Linked DNA regions of Homo sapiens: region 2 is linked to region 1. Evidence: chromatin loops called from intact Hi-C (ENCODE). Cell type or tissue: pancreas. All regions are shown on one strand. Each heading gives the region's core, and the rest is flanking DNA. Links, peaks and the distances in the headings are about the cores only. Region 1 holds the start of LOC102724262 (a long non-coding RNA gene). Region 2 overlaps NDEL1 (nudE neurodevelopment protein 1 like 1).

Region 1 (2,800 bases), core at 299-2,798:
AGCCACTTTGCAAACCTGGGTACAGTGATGTGTTTGACATGAGAGGATTCCAGCTCCCTTCGGCTCTCACAGTGTGGTCTCACCTCCCATGAAAGGACATTCTTAGGACACTCAACTTCTTCCTTAAAATTCCCTCCCCACACTAATTTATCTCCCCTCCAGATCTCGGTGGGTTTGAAATGACTGAGCAGTTGACATCAGCGCATGACCATGTCATCAGGGCAGTGACATGCTTTTGAATAAAATGGCTTATTTTCAACTTGGATCAGTCTGTATTTTAGTTTATTCCTGTGGTGAGTCACTCGGTGTGTTGAAGAGCTTCTTATGTCTTACCTTAAAGAACGCTTAAAGAAGGAAGAAAAGACTCGTCAGGAACTGGAAAAGGCCAAAAGAAAACTCGACGGGGAGACGACCGACCTGCAGGACCAGATCGCAGAGCTGCAGGCGCAGATTGATGAGCTCAAGCTGCAGCTGGCCAAGAAGGAGGAGGAGCTGCAGGGCGCACTGGCCAGGTCTGCAGCCCAGCAGCTGCGCTGCACGGGAGCCCATGGGGCTGAGTTTCAGCAGACTTTGTTATGTTCGGGAGCATTCAAAAACCCTGGGAGAGTGAGATGGGGTTTGCTTGCTGTTTGGTGTGACCTGAGAAAGTGAAAAGCCCAGGCGTACAGAATTTGTGTCAGGACAGCAAGAAAGTCTCATAAACCATCTCAATATTTATACTTTAAAATGACAAATTATATTATGAAACCCTTGGAAATTCACACCAGAACAAATTATTTCACTATAACAAATGTTTTGGTCTCTGTACATTACAGATTAACTGTAGTATGTTTTATTTATTTTTTTTTTTTGAATGGAGTCTCACTCTGTCACCCAGGCTGGAGTGCAGTGGTGCAATCTCAGCTCACTGCAAACTCCACTTCCTGGGTTCAAGCAATTCTCGTGCCTCAGCCTCCCGACTAGCTGGGATTACACGTGTGCACCACCACACTGGCTAATTTTTGTATTTTTAGTAGAGATGGGGTTCCACCATGTTGGTCAGGCTGGTCCCAAACTCCTGACCCCAAGTGATCCACCTGACTTGGCCTCCCAAAGTGCTGGGATTACAGGCGTGAGCCACCTCACCCAGCCTGTAGTATGTTTTAGAACTTGAAGGGAAATCACTTTTCAAAAATTATATTTCTCCACTGAGAGCATGATTCAATAATCAGTTCTAAACCATTCAGTTTAGAATGCAAATCAGATGTAATAAATATATGTCTAATGTTTCATTTCTTTATAAAGAATAACTATTTGGCTACATGGTTGTAATACTTGGAGTTTATAATGTGTTACAATCAAAATCTTTCAAGAAAAATCTCCCTTACCTCAAACATCCCAACTATTCCCAATCAGAAAAATCTTCCAACATTTTAAACCACAGACATAAACAAAAAGATGCCCTATGGAAGAGAGGCACCTGGAGGGTATGAGGATGAGAGCCTCTTTCTTCTACTGTGTTCTTTGAGCATCCCTGGTTTGGCTGGGTTCCGGTGTGATGAGGAGGTCACTCCTTCATAGTTAGAAGCAGATTTTTAACTATAACAGCCTTTGACTTCAGAGAAAATGTTTTCATATTCTAAGGGCTAAAGTAAGAGTGTCCTACCTTTTAATGGAGAAGCATGGTCGTTTGGAAAGGGGGCTGGGGCTGGAATCTAGTTCTGGCTCTGCCACCATTAGCTTTGGGGCCTTCAGCAAGGCCTCTACCTGAGAACCTCCTCCTGCCCTAGCAGGTGCTGAGCATCTGCACCAGCCTCAGGCCCCAGGAGGAGGGATGTGGGGCTGGGGTCTCGTGGAGAGGTGCTCAGGGGCTGGGGCTCGCCTGAGAAACAGGCCATCCGGGTGCCATCTCTGAGTGCCTCTTGCGCCTGGGTGTTTTAACAGAGGTGATGATGAAACACTCCATAAGAACAATGCCCTTAAAGTTGTGCGAGAGCTACAAGCCCAAATTGCTGAACTTCAGGAAGACTTTGAATCCGAGAAGGCTTCACGGAACAAGGCCGAAAAGCAGAAAAGGGACTTGAGTGAGGAACTGGAAGCTCTGAAAACAGAGCTGGAGGACACGCTGGACACCACGGCAGCCCAGCAGGAACTACGGTGAGTGTGGGAGAGGAAGCAGGGCCCGGGCGCCTGCCGACCTCTCCACCGAGCCCGTGCAGAAATGCCTGGTGTGCTTGCTATCTTTGGGAGGTGGTGTGCTTTTCCTTGTGATGGCAGGTGGAACGGTGATTAAATGGTAATGGTTAGAAACAGACCAGCCTATGGGTAGAAATACCTGTGCAGGGGTGGGTGGGTAAACCAGCAGACTGAGGGACACAGAGGGAGATGGATGTGATCGGAAAAGCTGTGGTCAGTGATGGATATCTAGGGGGAGAGAGTGACAACTACACAGAGCAGGGGGCAGTGAAAAGAGATTTAGATAGATAGGACCAGAGGGAGAAGGGTAAACACAGGAATAGGAGGAGATACCCAGGAGGCCAGGCACACATGCTGGCAGTGCTAGGTGGTGTGAACGGTGTAGGTAACCAGCTGAAAAGGGAAGGGTGCCTTCACAAGGGTGAGAAGAAGGCTGGTGCACGCACTGGGACAGAGTGTGCAGTGGGCAGAGGCATATGCAGCATCATGAGCCAGCAGCCAGGGCGGGCATGAAAAAAGTGACGAGCATAGGTGAACATGGCCAGAGAAGGCTCCTGGGTAGAAAGCTGCAGTGTGGCAGCCCACGAGTCGCAGGAGAGCCTTAGCAGTGAGCCGGTACGCAGGC
Region 2 (2,800 bases), core at 21-2,520, 61 kb after region 1:
ATTTTTTGTCGCCAGCTGCTCTTAAGCACCTGAAAAACATATTTCTCATTTTAATAAAACTCAACACATTAGACCCCAGCGTCTACTGCTGCAATTACCTTTAATGCCTCCACTTCATATTTCAGTCTTTGGTTATCAGCCTGCAAGTCTCTATTTCTTTGTTCAGCCTGTACTAATTGTGCCTCCAACTCTGCTTCTAATTCTCTGCTTCCTTCCTGGAATTCAACTAGCTCATCCCGAGCTTCCTGGAAGCTAATCAGAAACAAAGTGGGAAAGACGAGTTACACTAAGAACCACAAGGATTGTCTTGGAGGTGATTATAGAGCAATTCGATAATTTTTGCTTGAATGCTAATGCTCTCATAAAATATACTAAAGACAATCTGTTTTGCATCTCTTACTGTATATATTCAGGGTTCAATGAAAACGACAAGCCCAAAAAGGAGCCACAAGTCAGTGATTACAATATTTATGAAAAGTAAGGCTACGTGGCTCAATACCATTAGCTTCTTCCACCACAGAACTCAGATGCGAGAAAAATGCATTTTTACTTTCATTAAAGTAACAAATTTGGCATTTCCTTCTACCATATTCAACAGAAATCACACATATTTTCACATCACAATAGAATCGTTGCATGTATCTCTAAATATATTTATTTTCATGACTATTTCAAAATTAGGTAGTTATTACATTCACTTCTGTATCTTTTTTTATTTAATGCATTAATAGAGAAGTACATGTTACTATGCCATAAATTAGTTTAATATTTAGATAACTTTTTTCAATATAATTGATTTTCTTTGTAATTCTATTATTCTATGCATTTAAAAATATTATGCTGAGGAGTCCACAGGCTACCCCAGCCCATTAAGACATCTATGACACAGAAAAAGATTAAGAACCCTGCCATAGATACACACCTTTCATATCCACTGGCACAATAGAATAACTGACTTCGGTGATAATAATGAAAGGGCAGTAAAAGGTTTGATAAGACTTAGTAAACTCTGTTAACCAAAATAGGAAAATGTATCAATATTTTATTTAGCAAGATCCCATTTTTAAAAAAGAAATTTGAGACAAGTTTTGTTGCTTAAAAGGTTGTTGCCTGAAAGTTCTCCCAACCAAATAACTGAAATTTTATAAAACGTTCCATGCCCCTGAAGCTTCTCCCCCTCCCTCAAAGCTTTGCTGGCTCCAGACACTGATCATGCTTGCCTGAGGAGAACGTAAAGTCTGTTCTATGGAGCCCCAGACAGCTTATCAGAATCTCCAAATGACCAAAATGATGAGGCAGAATCAGTGCATGCAAAACGGGCCAAAGATGGCCCCGCCTACTAAAAAGCATAGAACAGGTAACAATCAGAAGAAATCATAAATGACAGTTTTCCTACTATTTTAATAATTTGAACAATATAAAGACTTATGGCATGTTTACACTATTTAAATACAACCCATGTGGTGACTGTTTGTAGAATCTCAATCCTAGAATCCTAAATCTGCAATTCTAAATTTAGCTTTATGTTAAAAAGAAAAATGCACAAACAAGACACGGTGTATTCCAAATGCCCTCCCCTACTTTTAGTGTGCTTTCCAACATTACCTTTGCTTATACTTCAAGGAAAGTTCCTTCCAATAAGCAGTTTCCTCCTTTAAACTTGAAAAATCTGGTATATCTTCACCATCCATGATCAAGAAAGCCTGTGAAATATTAAAGACAAACTTAACAAATTAGAGAACAGAGAAATCTAAGCACAAGCATAAAATCTGGGACAACACTGAACTGCAGCATTTTGGAGGGAATAAAACATGAGAGATTCCAGTGGTTAACTCTCTTCAAACTCAGGCACGTCAATCACTCCACTGCTCCACTCTCAGGGACCACCAATATTGTGAATGAGATCATGACAAAGGTCCTTTGATACAAAGCGACAGGAGGCACTTTTGGTTGCAGCATAGGCGCTGGGTGACTTGGGCCCACAGAATCATCCTGCACACAGAGTTGCAGCAGTTGGTTTAAGGCCACGTGGTCTTCTGCGAATCGGGAGACAGAAACAAGCTTATTGTCAGAGATGCTGCTACCGCATGCATGCTGCCCTTCCCAGGTATACAACTGCTTCAAAACATCTGCTTGGAACATTTTATGCCAGGTGACCCTACTAGAAAATCAGGCACCACATTCCCAATAATTTACTATTATCAAATCTCTAAAAACCTCCTGTTAATCATCTTTTAAGTCCAAAGCTTCCTTCCAAAAGCCCACTAATCTCCAACTTCAATGATCTCTCTCTCTCATCCTGGTTCTTCTCTCCCAAGGCATTCAGAGAGGAGAAAAAAAGCGATTTAATTAACTAACATTTGGACTGGCTACCTACAACTCCCAACTGATCGTCAGGCCCACTCTAGAGGCATGCCTACTGCTTCCTAGCACCCCCTCCCCAGGCATCCCACTCTATATTCTGGCAGTACTGTTCGAAACTGTCTTAACACACCAGGCTCTTTCAGGCATGGAAAACTACTCCAGGTTTTCTCTACCTGGAGTGGCTCCCCTAAATAGGAAAACTACTATTTATCCTTAAAACCTAATTGTCATCTTTTCCAGAGAGGTTTTCTTGCCCTCAACTGGACAGCATTAAAATCTCTTGCATTCTTTGCTACCTCTGTACCCCACACATGCTTTCACTGATATTATTACCACAGGGCAATGCATTTGCTTACACCTTTGTGTTGCCTGTTAGGCTGGCTTACTTATTTCCGTCTCAGCCCAATGCCTGCACAATAGTGGATACTCAATGATA

Evidence for each region. A loop is a pair of places that touch in the nucleus more often than their neighbours do. Peaks named below come from ENCODE experiments on the same cell type or tissue, not always from the same donor. Only the 100,000 strongest peaks of a DNase experiment are listed, where the experiment ranks them.
Region 2: a loop joins it to region 1, with 4 times the contacts of the local background. A loop is called at or near these places in 2 of 110 quality-filtered maps.

Annotation. Positions count from the first base shown.
Region 1 is chr17:8,504,030-8,506,829 of GRCh38, reverse strand. MYH10 (myosin heavy chain 10) reads left to right here. Exons shown (of 43, transcript NM_001256012.3): 27 at 341-512; 28 at 1,924-2,136. It overlaps LOC102724262 (a long non-coding RNA gene), which reads right to left and starts at 1,926. Exons shown (of 5, transcript XR_934210.3): 1 at 1,460-1,926; 2 at 1-639. In pancreas, for the core only: no CTCF peak of the experiment used is centred there; no DNase peak of the experiment used is centred there.
Region 2 is chr17:8,443,163-8,445,962 of GRCh38, reverse strand. NDEL1 (nudE neurodevelopment protein 1 like 1) reads right to left here. Exons shown (of 9, transcript NM_030808.5): 2 at 1,606-1,703; 3 at 99-252. The coding sequence starts at 1,691. Among named protein-coding and RNA genes, the nearest start is that of NDEL1, 8.7 kb to the right of the region's middle. RefSeq lists a silencer at 1,175-1,375. In pancreas, for the core only: no CTCF peak of the experiment used is centred there; no DNase peak of the experiment used is centred there.